2 separate regions of the Homo sapiens genome follow, and region 2 is linked to region 1. The links are chromatin contacts, found by Hi-C or POLR2A ChIA-PET in ENCODE. All regions are on one chromosome and are shown on one strand. Each heading gives the region's core, a stretch centred on a gene start or an enhancer-like site at or near the end of the contact. The rest is flanking DNA. Distances are from core to core; before and after follow the strand shown.

Region 1 (7,434 bases), core at 2,765-5,264:
CACAGAGTGGGGAGGAAGGATAGGGTGGGAAAGTGAGACACTCATTTTCAAACAAGTCTCCCTTGAGAATTCCTGCCTTGAAGTGCAGACAGTATCCAAGCTCCAGGGGATAGGCTGAGGACCCTGAGGCTCAGTTCCCAAATCATGTTGTCATTTGGAAGTTCCAGGCTAAAGTTGGTGCCATCAGGGCTCTCCAGATTTGGGAGGCCCCCCTAACCGCCGGGCCTCTGGCCTCAGTTCCTTGCATTTCTGGCAATAAAAGAAGTCGGGGACGTTGGTCTTCTTAATCTTAGCACAGGAGAGGTGGATCCACGTCCCACACAGGCTGCACTCAATCATGGGCCGCCCTGCAAAGGGCTTTCGACAGTAACATGTGATCAGATCCCATGAGTCATCACCTGGGGAAAAAAAGGTTTGTTTGGTATTCTGCCTGAGCTGTTGGATCCACAACACCCTCAAACCCCTCGCCCCAGCCCGAACCTCTCACCTGATTCTACCATGATGTCCTCGTCCATGACCCGCATCTCGCCTTCACTGGAGCTGGCATCTCCATCTTGGCTTGTTTCAGTGCTGCCCACCTCCTTGCTTTCACTGTCAGCAGGAGGGACTCCTTCAGGGTGCACTGTGGCAGGGGGCCTAGGAGCCTCAGGGGGTGTTGGCAGCACAGGGACTGGGGCTTCACCCCCTACCACTGTTGCCATCTCTTCTTCTTCTTCCTCTTCCTCCTCTTCCTCCTCCTCTTCAGAGTCTGTATCACTGGGGGGTGCCTGGGGAGGCCCAGGAGGTGGGAGTCTATCCCCCCGTTCTGCCTTTTTTAACTTCCGCTTCTTGCTCTTCTTGATTCGAGATCTCTTTTCCCCATCCCCAGGAGTTGGCCGAGGCCTCCGAAGCACCCCAAAGCCAGCCCCAGCTCCTGGCCCCAACTTTCGGTTCTTTCGGTCCTTCTTTCGAGGAGGATGGGAGAGGTCCCCCTGGGAAAGGGGCACGGGGGTAAGAGCAGCAGGGGGCCGGGAGGTATGTGTCAGGGATGTGGGGGACAAAGGAGATGCCACTTTGGGCCCATCCAGATCAAAGAGAGAGTCCTTGAGCTTCATCTTCTCAAGCAAGGTAGCACTGTCGGGGGCCTGCAGACGAGAGAAAGTGGACCTTGGGGGTCCTGGCTGGGTGGGACCTGCTTGAGCTGCCCTTCTCTTGGATGACTTTGCTTTCTTAACAAAAGTCTGGATGGTTCGAAGATCTGAGGGGGCCGAGTCCCAGCCATCACTGTCGGCCGCACTCTCTCCTCGCAATGGAGAGCTGGAGCCAGAGGCTGGCCAGTCACTTTCCTTAAAAGGGGGAAGAGACCAGGGTCAGCAGAACCCCAGTGTCATCTCAGCCCCTCCACAAACCCAGCTTGAAAAGGAGTGACTGGATTTACCCCAAAATGTCCTACCTCAACCACTAAATCCCACTGTACTCCAAAAACTTCTCCCCACCCCAATTCCCATCAGCATGTCCTCTTGACCAGTCCGTGTTACCTCTACCCTCAAGTCTGACACCTCACCGCTGCCCCTGCCCAGGGCCTGTGGAACACTGTATCACCCAGACCGGAGCCGTTATGTCCTTAGCTCTTTTTCTGTATAGCCTCATTTGTTACCATTTTCATCTCCCTAAAATTTATCCATAAACACCTTCCATTCACAGCACCTCAAGACTATGCCAAAATCTCAACCAGCGACTCCAAATCCCCCTTCCTTTTCACTGCTGTTCAAGCTAGCTATCCCGGCCATCCACTCCCCGCATACCAGCTTTCCTACCACAGCCCTAAGAGTCTCCAACTTCCCTGGTCTTACATATAATTTCTAAGGGCCTCCTTCTATAAAGCAATACAGTTCTGTTTGAACAACAGTCACTCTATAGTCCCACCACACCAGCCTCAAGTCAGTAATTCTCTTGCCCCTACCTCTTTGCTAGGGGGAATGTAACCAGCATATGCCAAAACAAAACTGCAGAATTTGTTGAAATCCTCAATTGTTCTCCGCCGTTTCTCTGGTGGCTGAAAGGAAGGAGATATGGATCACATGCAAAGCCACACAGTTTAAGAATGGCATTCCCAGAAACACAGTCCCTAAGTGAGGTCTAGAAAAGGGGGGCGGGGGGCGTTGTCAGGCAGGGCTACTAGGCTGCAAAGGTAAGGCAAACCTCACCTGAGTCTCTGGCTTAAGGGTCGGAGGTGGATCTGGAAAAGCAATAAAAGCTGAGTCAAGACACTAGGAACAATCTGTGTAAAACTCCCCCTCTAAACCCCGTTGTTCCTAAGTGAACCCCCTGCTCTCCCAGGTCCCTCTGCCAGGCCAGCAGGCCCCCAGCTGTGTTGGATCCGCCCCGGCTCCCCCTTCCGCCCCGCGAGGGGCGGAGCCTGGGCGCGGCGCCCTCTGAGGCCTCGCTATAGCGCTCCCCTTCCCCCAACCGGAGGCCCGGCGCCCCGCCCCCCCAACTCACGGTCTCTCTCGACTCCAGTCTACTCGGATCCCTCAGCGCCCCACCCCACCGTACCGCTCCCGGGGCCGCGTCCGGGCCGCCGCCAGCCGCCCCCGTCCTTCACACGCGCCCGGAGCCCCGAGTTCCTACCCGGCCGCGCTCCACCGCCTCGGGCCCTCCGAGACCGCACACGCCGCCCGCCAGCCCCCAGGGTCCAGGATGACCACGCCGAACCGCTCCCCGCCCTCCGGCCCCTTCTACTCGAGCACGCGGCCCGGCGCGCCCCTCACCCCCACCCCAGACACACACAGGCACACGCATCCAACGCTACTTCACGGCCGGGACAGACCCGGGAGCTCTAACCCGGACGCGGCCCCCACCTGCCCCCCCCCCCCCGCCCATACCGCGCTCCCCACAATTTCGCCGTCCCTCCGCCCCCATCCGGGGCTTTGGCCCCTCCCCGTCTCCAGCTTTTCGGGCTCCCCACCGGGCCCCCCGGCCCTGTTCCTAGCCCTCTCCGGCCGCCGCCCCCCCCTCCGCCCCCGTACTCACCACCCAGTTACTAGGCTATGGACCCCTCAACTCTGGCCCCTTCCCCCCAACCAGCCACTCTCTCTCTCTCTCCACAGCAGCCACCGCTGCTGCCGCCGATGCCCCCCTCACCCTCAGCAACTCCCAGGCTCTTAACCCTCGCGGACCAACCCTACCCCCCCGCCCGACAAGTCGCCGGTCTTAACCCCCCCCACCCCGCCCCACCACCCCCTACAACTACCCAGCTCGCCTCGCTTCCTGGCTCGCTCTCTCCACAACTACCCCCCGGTACAGGTCCGTCTGCCGTAGACAATACCCAGACCCCCTCTTCTCCCCACAACTACCTGCCCACCTCTCCGACAATCACCGGGCATTCTCCGGCGGCAACTACTCGGAGCTCCGGTACCACCGCCACAAACTACCCCACCTCGGCGAACTACCGGGCCCCTCACTCAGCCTCTTCTACGTCCTCCCTCCTGAGCAACTCTCCGGCCACTGGATTCCCCTAACCTTCCAGTTCCAGGGCCCCAATCTGCCGGTGGCCCTTTCGGGCCCTAACCCCCGAGGCTCCGGGTTTCAAGCTCCTATCCCCCGCACCCCCACACCGTCTGATCTCCAACTACCCCAGCCCAGTTTCCCACTCCTCTTTCTCCAAGGTCTCTCAACTCGTCGCTCTCCCACCTCCAGGGCCAGCCTCCCGACCCCCTCCCCGAACTCCCCCGCTGGGCTCCGGGGCTCGACCTCCAAGTTTGCCAATTGATTCCTCGCCCGCCCCCCGCCGGCTCAGCGCTCTGCACCGGTCGAGAGCTCACCTTCGGGACTGGGCTCCGCCATGGCTTCCAGCATCGCCCCCTCCCCTCCTCCCGGTCCGGCGCCCCCCTCCCCGGAGCCGGGGATCCCGGTGCCGCCTCTAGTGCTCGATGCTCCCACTGCTTCGCTCCACAGAAGTGTCCGCCTCAGCCCGGTTGAGACTCGAGTCCGCTAGCCGCTGCCGCCACCTCCCTCTACCACTGCCTCCCGCACTCCCGGACCGGGCCCCCTCCCCCCGCGCCGCCGGCCGCCTGCTCCCTCCTCCTCCTCCTCCACCTCCTCTCTCCTCCCTCCCTCCTCTTCTCTCCCTCCTCCCCCCGCCGGCGCCGAGGCGCAGTGCACCAAGGGTTTTGTAGTCCGTCCGGGAACAGCGGAAAAGGGACCGCATGAACCTCCGGAACTTTGATTCCCAGAAAGCCACAGGCTGGCGCAGGCGCACCAAGCCGCTCCCCTCCCCCGGGGAGCGGCGGGGAGACCAGGAGCCGGAGGGGAGAGCGGAAGTGCGCGCGCAGGCCCCTGGGAGATGTAGGCTGGGCGGGACCAAGAAAGAAGAGGAAGAAGGGATTAGAACTCTCGGCCACCATACTGCCTCGTTCTGCAGCTTCTTTCTCCCCAGGAGGACCGCCCCACTTCCGGCCTGCCGGAGAAATGATTGCTGGGAGTTGAAGTATTCCTGGCGATAATGGCTCCCGCTCCCAGTCTTCTCCCTCCCTGATTCCACTCTGCCGGATCCCACACACCGGCAAAAGTCTAGCCAAGTGACATGCAACTGAGAACAGCCGTTTTACTAGCTTGCACACATGAAAATATCTTAGTTAGAATGTTCTAGCAAATGTGGATGTTCACCTAAAGCAGGTACTTCGGAACTTTCTCCACAGGAACCCACAGTAAAAAAAAATTTTTTTTTACATGAGCATTTTTAACATTTAGTTTCACATGCGTGTTATAAAACTAAAGTTTCAAGAAATAATCCTCAGTATTCCATTCCATCACAACAAAAGCACCCTCTTTTTGCAGACAGGGAAAAGCCCAACATGAACAGAATAAACCAAAATATACTTCTATCCCTCCAGCTTGTACCCAGTACTCTTCTTTCCCCACCACTGAAACCCACTGACACCTTGGAAAGACTTAAAATCAGCGGGACGAGGGGAGCAACACAAGGCAAAATTCAGTTCAGCTTGGTGGTTTCCTCTTTATTGATGTGCCTCCTACCTTCCCCCCACAATTTCAGTCCCTTCCAACTACCCCCAAAAAAGAAGGTAGTGAAAGGAAGGGATTGCTGGGGTTCTGAGCCCCTTGGGCAGTCAGAAAGGGAACAGAAACCAAAACAATCACTGGATGTGACACAGACTGACAATCAAGAAGTCTACAGCAGGATGGGAAAGGCGGGCAGAGAAAGGGGAAGAAAGGAGAAAGGAGAGTTACAAGATGCCAACTCCACCATTACCCCTCCTAAGAGAGGCTGGAGAGAAAGCCACAAACATTAAGAAGTGCCGGTCCTGAATAAGGGAGGTGGTGTTTGAGCTTGAAGGAGGAGGAGGTCAAGAAAGGGGGGCCACCTCTCTCTTTGTAGAATGAGACCCCCCTCCAGCTCAGGGGCAGCAGCTTCACAGACCGTAGACACTTTCGTCACTGTAGGCAATGTAGAGAAAGAAGTCTTCTTCATGGTGTTCCTGGGATGAAAGCAGAAAACTGTTCAGCAACTGGGCTCCAGTAACTTAAACCAACCACGACCCAGACACGTTCTTCTAGAACCACAAACCATTGCCTGACTCCTTCACTGACTCCAAGGCCTACCACACGAGCAGTATAATCTCTGCAGTCCTGGGCAAAAAGGCCTCAAACTGTTTTCTGCTGCTTTGGAATGGGGAGGGGGACTGGGAAGAGTCCCGAACAGATAGTTTCTCTAGCTCACTGTTCTCTTTCCTTCTCTCTACTCCTACTGTTCTGTCCAAACCCCCAACCCACGGCTATTATGAAACTTTAAGGCAAGCCAGGAAGCTAGTCCAAAACTACTGATGTAACAACACTTTCTTCCCCTCACGCTCTTCCAAGATTCCTCTCCAAAGCCTCCACCACTTCCCAGTCACCATACCTGGTACAGCTGACCCATTGTGGCACTGGTGGGTGGAATGACATTGTTGACAAAGAAAAACAAGGCATCCTCAGCTCGGAGATGAATTCGCTTCCGGATCAAGAAGTAGAACTGACCAACTGCAAAAGATACAAGATGCAAGAAAGTCACAGAGGTCAAAAATGCCCTCAAAAGAACAGCTGCTAGGTGGAGCCTCCTCCCGCAGAGACTGCACTCCCACCCACAGGAAGCAAGCCTGAGTCTTGGATCAGGTTCCCACCTGTGAGATCAGAAGGCACCAGGTATTTCTTTTTGTCCAGGTCTCCTATCCGAGCTTTGGGAGCCTTTTCTACTATCACCTGATAAAGAGATGAAAATTAGGAGACAGAAGGAATGCAGCCCCGAAGCTGCACCTGTCAAGAACTCAAGAAACAATATTCCTAGCACCTAAATCTACCCCAGATTCATCTCTTTGTCTTTGTACACGCGGTGCAGCACTGAGTCCCAGAGATCCTGACCTCACTGACTGGAGCTCATTTAAATATCCAGGATCCATCCCCCAATAGGGCGTCACCATAAACAACTATCTTAATCAGACGGAGGTGACTTGTTTGGGTCGACTAGTGATTCAATCTCGCAACCTTAGCTAGCTGGGGGGATGACCATTTGAAGCTCAGGCTGTCAAACTCTCTAAGGCCTCAAATGCTAAGGTTTCTCTCTCCTGTCCACATCCCTCTCAACCCCACATCCACCACTACCCCACTCCTTTCATCCTGGGTCCCAAGGACAGCAGTTTCAGGCTCGCTGCCAACCCCACCACAGCCAGCAGCCTGATCCCTGCGCTGCCTGTCCCGATCCAAGGCCAGGCTGTGGCGTCAGCGTAAGCGTCCCGCGCCCTCGGCCCTGGCTACTGTCCTCACCGGCACCCGGTCCGGGTATTTCTTTCGGATCTTCTCGCCCTCAGAGCGGCGCTTCTCGAACGGATGCTCTTCTTTGTACACGAACTTCATCCTCCCGGGAACCGGGCTGGACAGGGCTGGGCTGAGGGAACCCAGGGGGGCCGGGACGGGGGGCGGCGACGACGGCGGCGACGCGCGGGCGGATTCAGCGGAGCGATCCACGAATTTGCGCCACTTCCCTATTCACCAACCCCGCCCCCGACTATCGGGGACTGCCCCCCCCGCTAAGATACGCCACTACCTCAGCGGCGCTAACGCTGCTAGCGTAGCACCACCAACTGACCGGCCCCCTCACGCCATTAGCGTAATCGCTTTGGAATCAATTTGTGGGCTACGCAGGCGACGTAGCAAAGACGGTTGGCTTTTGCTCATCGAAAATTACTCTAAACCTATTCCCCAACCGTCCCCTCAAGGAAGCTGGGGCTGAAGAGGAGTAAAAGATGGTAATCATCATACGAGACTTGGTTCTCCAAGTTCCTTTCGTTAACAACGTAGAGGAACAGCAGGGACAATTACAAGGTTAGCTATTCACGAACCGTGTTGCTACGCTGAAGGCGGCCGTTGACACCAAAACAAAGTAGTACCCAAGTGGCGGAG
Region 2 (7,434 bases), core at 1,785-4,284, 1.0 Mb after region 1:
TTAATACAGGCTGAAGTTTAAGAACACAATATGCTTTCCCACAATTATCTCAACCACTGCATGGGTTTAACAGCCATGGCCAGATGATGATTGTTCCTGTATGTCTACTTTAGCTGAGATCTCATTCCTGAGCTTTAGTCCTATCCATCTGCCAGACTCTCCATGGCCAATCCACAGGCAGCACACATGCCCAACACTGAACTTTCCACAAAACCCTGTCCTTTTCTAGAACTCTTCTAGTGTTATGTTCACTAACTTAGCAAATAGTACCCTTAACCAAACAGTTGTTCTATCCTGAAACCTAGATGTCCTCCTTAGCTCCTTCCTTTCCCTACATAGGTCCCAGTCCTGGCTGGGTGCAGTGGCTCACGCCTGTAATCCCAGCAGTTTCGGAGGCCAAGGCGGGCAGATCACGACGTCAGGAGATCGAGACCATCCTGGCTAACATGGTGAAACACCGTCTGTACTTAAAAAAAAGAAAAAAAATACAAAAATGAGCTGGGCATGGCGGCGCGTGCCTGTATGCCTGTAATTCCAGCTACTCGGGAGGCTGAGGCAGAAGAATCGCTTGAACCTGGGAGGCAGAGGTTGCAGTGAGCCGAGATCGCGTCACTGCACTCCAGCCTGGTGACAAAGCTAGACTCCGTCTCAAAACACACACACACACACACGCACACAAACCAATCCTTTAGATTGTATTTTCTTAACATCTTATTTATTTATTTATTTATTTATTTATTTATTTATTTATTTATTTGAGATGGAGTCTGGCTCTGTCGTCCAGGCTAGAGTGCAGTGGCGCGATCTCGGCTCACTGCAACCTCCACTTCCGTGGTTCCCTGCTCAGCTTCCTGAGCAGCTGGGATTACCGGCGTGTGCCACCACACCCAATTACCCTCATGTTAAAGTCGCTGCTTAGCAAGAGGTACAAAACTGTCAGCTCTGACCCCTCCACCACCACCCAACTGAACTTTTGAGTTTTTCAGACACCTGCTCTATCCTCCTGCCTTTGAATATGTGTTTGCTTCCGTCCTGAAACCCCTTCCGGCGCTTTTTTTTTTTTTTTTTTTTTTTTGACAGAGTCTCGCTCTGTTGCCCAGGCTGGAGTGCTGTGGCACAATCTCAGCTCACTGCAGCCTCCGTCTACCCGGTTCAAGCGATTCTCCTGCCTCAACCTTCTGAGTAGCTGGAATTACAGGTGCGCGCCACCACGCCCGGCTAATTTTTGTATTTTTAGTAGAGATGAGGTTTCACCATGTTGGTCAGGCTGGTCTCGAACTCCTGACCTCAAGTAATCCGCCCGCCTCCGCCTCCCACAGTGCTGGATTACAAGCGTGAGCCACCACACCCAGCCCCTTTCGGCGCTTTTTGCCTTCTACACGCACTTCGGGTCTCAGACGCTTTTACTTATTATGGTTGCCCTTTTCCCCTACAGCTCCGTCAAGGGTCTTCTCCAGGAACCCACAGCCCCATAGTTCCCCCATTAACCTGCTCCTGGTTTCCCACCAGGATTAAACCCTAGAGAGTGAACGGAGACCAGTTTAAGGCTCACAGCGGGCGCCGCGTGAATGAGGGAATAAACATTCGCAGAACCAGTAAGAGGTAGGAGCGGACCGACTCACAACCCCCTCACCCATGGGCCGGACGCGGCCAGCGAGCCCAGAGAGACAAGGCAGAGGAAATAGGAAGAGAAAGAGTATCTGTGACAAACAAGAAAAAAGGAACAAGAGACGTAATAGCAGCACTCACGGAGGAAGGGACCTGGGCCCGGCCAGCCGCCATGATGCGCCGGAGCTCCGCCCCCGGGAGGGGCAGGTGCTCGCTTGGGGGTGGGGATGGGGGTGGGGGGGCGCTCGGTGACGTCACCGGTGAGCGGGTTTCCTCGCCACCTCCAGCTCCTTCTCGCTGCTCACCCCCTCGCTTCCTAGAGACTCCGCGAGGCGCCTCGGTGCACCATCCCAACTCCCGACACCCCTGTCTCTTTTCTCTGATTTTTTTTTTTTTAAGACGAAGCCTGGTTCTGTCGCCCAGGCTGGAGTGCAGTGGCGCGATCTCGGCTCACTGCAACCCCCGCCTCCCAGGTTCAAGGGATTTTCCGGCCTCAGCCTCCTGAGTAGCTAGGATTACAGGCACCTGCCACCACCACGCCCGGCTAATTTTTTTTTTTTTTTTTTTTTTTGTATTTTTAGTAGAGACGGGGTTTCACCATGTGGCCAGGCTGGTCTCAAACTCCTGACCTCAGGTGATCCACCCGCCTCAGCCTCCCAAAGTGCTGGGATTACAGGCGTGAAACACAGCCCCTGGCCCTCTCTGATTTTTTTGAGACGAGGTCTCGCTCTATCGCCCAGGCTGGAGTGCAGCGGCGCCATCTCGGTTCACTGCAGCCTCGACCTCCCGGGCTCAAGCGATCCTCCCACCTCAGCCCACCAAGTAGCTGGGATCGCAGGCTTGCACCGCCACACCCGGCTAATTTTTGTATTTTTCTGTAGCGACATGGTTTCGCCATGTTGCCCAGACTGGTCTCGAACTCCTGGGCTCAAGCGATCTGCCCGCCTCGGGCTCCCAAAGTGCTCGGATTACAGGCGGGAGCCACCGCGCCCAGCCTCCGTCTCCCTCCTAAGTGACATCCTGTCCGGCATCCCGCAGGCCTTCAGATGGATGGGGTAGCAGAGCTCAGGAACTCAAACACAGCCCGCCTGGTGGATGACTTCTAAGCATCTTTCAGTCTCCCTGATCTTGCCAAGCAGAGAAGGGCTTCCTCGTAATGCCACCAAAGCACAACTTTCACATGCTTGCTTTATGGCCTTAACTAACTGATGTCATTACTTAACTGTCCCCGCGGGGACGGGGAACTGAATGTATTTTCACAAACGTCAGTTCAAGACAGATTTGTGGGAGAAACCACCTGGGGATAAACCTCTCCCCACCAAGAACCTAGAATTCGGCCGGGTGGCTGGGGAAAAGTGGGCGGGGCGTAGTCGCCCCGGCGCTGGCAGGTCCAGTCTCTGCCCGCGGCGCACGCGGATGACGTAACAAACGCGCGCGACGATTCGAGGTGCTCTGTGGCCGCGAGTGCATCTTCCACGTGAGTATAGTTACCGCGTGCGGACCTGGATCCTCCTCCAGGTGCAGCGTTTCGTCATCTAGCCCAAGCTTGGTCTGGCGGCTTCAGTATCCCCACCGGGCCGAGCTGTGTCTACTTGGTGCCCGCGTATTTGCTTTAGTGGAGGCGTCCATTCGTCCTATCTTGCGTGCGTTCCGCAGACCCCAGGCATGGCCGACCCCCATGTAAATTTAGCCCCATTGTCCCATTCATGGATTCAGCTAACAGAAAGACTGCCGGCCGCCTACTTTATATCAGGCACCATGCTGGTCATGGAATACAGCCCTCATGCACGCAAACCCTGTCTCTGAGCTCTTGAAGCTTATATTTTACTGGGAATGATAGACGGAAATCAAGTGGCTTAATAAACAAAATGCCTTCAGGAAGACTGTCCTGAAAGTTGGGGAGGGGCTGAAGAGTGGTGAGAATCAAGAGTTCATTAAGTCATTCCACAAGTTTTAGAATTTTTTTGCGTTTCAAGCCCTGGTATTGTTCTAAGCCTTGGTAATTCAATGGAAACGAAGCAGCAACATCCCATGCCCACGTAGAGATTTTTTTTCTAGTGGGGAATATAGAGCGAAAAATAAAAACATCCAATAGTGATAAGCGCTTTACAGGAAATTAAAATAGGGCCGGCCATCTGATAGTAACTACTTGAGTGGCTAGTGAAGCCTTTTCCACGAAGGCGAATCACCAGAAATCTAAATAACAAGAGCTAGCCATGCATATGTCAGGGTGAAAAAAATGCCTTCCAGGACTGAGCTTGGCAAGTTAGAGAAATAAAAAAGAAGCTAATGTGTGGTTGGTGCATTGTGGGTGAAAAAGAGAATGGTGTGAGATAGGGTTGGAAAGGTAGGCCAGAGAGTGGCCAGACTTGGTAAACCAGGATGCTGAGTTGGAATTTATACCATGTGTAATGGGAAGCCATAATCCACTTTATGCTGATGTGTGACAAATGAATTGTGGTTATGCAGTGGTCAGGAGGTTAATGCATTGGTCCAGGTGAGTGATGGTGGTGGCTTACTTGAACTAGAGTGAGGTAGTAGAGATGAAGAGATGAGAGATTTGAGACATGATTGGAAATAGATTTCCTGGTGGATTGGATTTAGAGAGTCTGAGGGAAAGAGAATTAAGGATGACTTCTGTGTTTTTGTCTTGAGCAACAAATTGGATGATGGTAGTGTTTACTGAGTGGCAAGACTAGGGGAACAGCAGAGTTTGGTGAGTAAAGCCAGGGTCCCGCTGAGAGGCAGTGGGACCAGAAATTGGATAGGTAGTTTGGGATAGATGGGGAGGGCCTTTGAATGTTAGGCTAAAAGTATTAACTGTAATAGTTCTGTTGCCTGATGCACACTGGAGGTCAATACACCAAGACACCAGGTTGCAGCAGAGAAAGAGGTTTAATCATAGGGCTGCTGAACAAGGAGACAGGAGGAAACCTCAAATCCATCTCCCAGAGTACTTTGGGGCTAGGGTTTTTAAAAAAGAGTTTGGAATAGGATTAGGATGAAGTGTGAAAATCATTGATTGAAGAGTGCAGGGTGAGGTCATGAAACAGGGAGATGAAGAAACTGATTCTCATGCTCACTTGGTTCCACTGTGGGAGTCTTTTTTTTTTTTTATTTTTTTTAATTTGAAAGATGAGGTCTGCCTGGCGCAGTCGCTCACGCCTATAATCCCAGCACTTTGGGAGGCTGAGGTGGGTGGATCACGAGTTCAAGAGATTGAGACCATCCTGGCGAACATGGTGAAACCCCATCTCTACTAAAAATACAAAAATTAGCTGGTCATGGTGGTGTGCACCTGTAGTCTCAGCTACTCGGGAGACCGAGGCAGGAGAATCGCGTGAACCCGCAAGGCAGAGGTTGCAGTGAGCCGAGATCGTGCCACTGTACTCCAGCCTGGCAACAGAGTGAGACCCCATCTCAAAAAAAGAAAAAGAAAGACGGGGTCTTGCTCTGTCACCCAGGCTGGAGTGCAGTGGCACAATCGTAGCTCACTGCAGCCTCAAACTCATGGGCTCAAGCGATCCTCTTACCTCAGCCTCTTGAGTAGCTGGGACCACAGGTACATGCCACCATGCCCCACTAATTTTTAATTTTTTTTTTTATAAAGACAGGGTCTTACCATGTTGCCCAGGGCTGGTCTCAAACTCCTGGGCTCAAGCAGTCCACTGCTTTGGCCTCCCAAAGTGCTGGGATTACAGGCATTGGGATTATAGGCGTGAGCCACTGCTCCTGGCTTCTGTGGGAGTCTTTGAGCTGGTGGAGTCAGCTGTTCTGCTGGAATTCAGGATCTGCTTAAGCAATTCTTTTTTTTTTTTTTTTTTTTTGAGTCAGAGTCTTACTCTGTCACCCAGGCTGGAGTGCAATGGCTCAATCTTGGCTCACTGCAACCTCTGCTTCCCAGGTTCCAGTGATTCTCCTGCCTCAGCCTCCCGAGTAGCTGGGACTACAGGTGCTTGCCACCACGCCCGGCTAATTTTTTGTATTTTTAATAGAGACAGGGTTTCACCACGTTGGCCAGGTTGGTCTTGAACTCCTGACCTCAAGTGATCTGCCCCTCTTGGCCTCCTAAAGTGCTAGGATTACAGATGTGAGCCACCATGCCCAGCCCTGCTTAAGCAATTCTTTTTTTTTGTTTTAATAATTTATGGGTCGGAATGGTGGCGCACGCCTGTAATCCCAACGCTTTGGGAGTCCGAGGCGGGCAGATCACTTGAGGTCAGGAGTTGGAGACCAGCCTGGCGAACATAGGGAAACCCCGTCTCTACTAATAATACAAAAATTAGCTGGGCGTGGTGGCGCATGCCTGTAATCTCAGCTACTTGGGAGGCTGAGGCAGGAGAATTGCTTGAACCCAGGTGGCAGAAGTTGCAGAGAGCCCAGATTGTGCCACTGCACTCCAGCCTGGGTGACAGAGTGAATCCATCTCAAAAAAAAAGAAAAAGAAAATAAATAAATAAATAAATAATTTATGACATGATATCATCAAGCAATAAATTCTTAAACAAAAGCTTTGTGATCAGAGATCCTTTTTTGTTTGTTTGTTTTTGTTTGTTTTGAGACAGAGTTTCACTCTTGTTGCCCAGGCTGGAGTGCAATGGCTCGATCTCAGCTCACTGCAACTTCCGCCTCCCGGGTTCGAGTGATTCTCCTGCCTCAGCCTCTCAATTAGCTGTGATTACAGGCACGCATCACCACGCCCGGCTAATTTTGTATTTTTTTTAGTAGAGATGAGGTTTCACCATGTTGGTCAGGCTGGTCTGGAACTCCTGATCTCAAGTTCTCACTGTGTTGCCCAGGCTGGAGTGCAGCGGCTTGATCACTGCTCACTGCAGCCTCCGCCTCCCCAGGCTCAAGTGATCTTCCCACCTCAGCCTCCCTAGTTGCTGGGACTACAGGCACATGCCAGCACACCCAGCAAATTTTTGTATCTTTTTTGAGAGAGATGGGGTTTTTGCCATGTTGCCCAGGTTGGTCTCGAACGCCTGTGCTCAATCCTCCCACCTCAGCCTCCAAAGGGCTAAGATTACAGGTGTTAGCCACTATGCCCCGCCCAATCTGGCCTCTTCTTATAAGGGCAGATTATAAGAGGTTTGGTGAGATTAGTAGCTCATTCTTGAGAGTTCCACTTTCATGACCTAATTACGTCCCAGAGGCCCCACCTCCAAATACCATAACATTGAGGATTAGGGTTTCAATATATGAATTGGGAGGGGGAGATACACAAACATTCAATCCATGGCTGATACCATTTCTCTCAGGAAATTTTTCCTGACACCTGAAGTGCAGGATTGGTGTCCACAGTCCCCTGACCTTCACCACACGGGACTGGAAATGTCTGGGTACTTGGCCTTTCTCCCCCAATAAAATATAAACCCTGTGAGAGCAGACAGAGTTTCTGTCTTGATTCACAGCGGTGTTTCTAAGACCTTGACTGGGGCCCAGCAAAGTGCATGTACTCCAGGAACACGTGTCAGGTGTGTGCCTGTACACCTCCCTACCACATTAATAAAGACCACATTTTGCAAGATTCCTTAAAATCTCCAAGGTTACATTTTTCAGGTTACCTTGTTTCTCTAAATGTCCATATTACTTTCCCCTACCCTATCCATAACGCCGCAATTTTCCTTGAAATCTGAAATCAGTTCAACAGATAGGCCATAGTTAATGTTATTTTTATTTTATTTATTTATTGAGACGGAGTTTTGCTCTTGTTGCCCAGGCTGGAGTGCAATGGCGCGATCTCGGCTCACTGCAACCTCTGCCTCCCGGGTTCAAGCAGTTCTCCTGCCTCAGCCTCCCTAGTAACTGTGATTACAGGCGCCC

The links. A loop is a pair of places that touch in the nucleus more often than their neighbours do. ChIA-PET counts read pairs that join two places held with the same protein, here RNA polymerase II (POLR2A). Pooled maps may share reads with other maps.
Region 2: a loop to region 1 is called in a pooled map, with 11 times the contacts of the local background. The contact joins the promoter of PFAS here to the promoter of PHF23 in region 1. A Hi-C loop is called at or near these places in 1 of 37 single-sample maps with no recorded cell type and 6 of 50 pooled maps. POLR2A ChIA-PET finds 5 or more read pairs at or near these places in 2 of 52 experiments (B cell and BJ).

What each region holds. Positions count from the first base shown.
Region 1 is chr17:7,235,443-7,242,876 of GRCh38, forward strand. PHF23 (PHD finger protein 23) reads right to left here and starts at 4,015. Exons shown (of 5, transcript NM_024297.3): 1 at 3,804-4,015; 2 at 2,187-2,218; 3 at 1,943-2,035; 4 at 488-1,325; 5 at 1-398. The coding sequence starts at 3,837. The coding sequence ends at 184. GABARAP (GABA type A receptor-associated protein) reads right to left here and starts at 7,007. Exons shown (of 4, transcript NM_007278.2): 1 at 6,799-7,007; 2 at 6,159-6,237; 3 at 5,900-6,018; 4 at 4,566-5,477. The coding sequence starts at 6,888. The coding sequence ends at 5,412. RefSeq lists silencers at 2,283-2,762, 3,913-4,092, 4,143-4,282, 6,880-7,069 and enhancers at 3,616-4,265, 4,393-4,482, 6,164-6,715, 6,716-7,267.
Region 2 is chr17:8,246,255-8,253,688 of GRCh38, forward strand. PFAS (phosphoribosylformylglycinamidine synthase) reads left to right here and starts at 3,035. Exons shown (of 28, transcript NM_012393.3): 1 at 3,035-3,085. It overlaps CTC1 (CST telomere replication complex component 1), which reads right to left and starts at 1,802. Exons shown (of 23, transcript NM_025099.6): 1 at 1,750-1,802. The coding sequence starts at 1,782. RefSeq lists enhancers at 1,599-1,738, 2,219-2,338, 2,463-3,219 and a silencer at 1,829-1,878.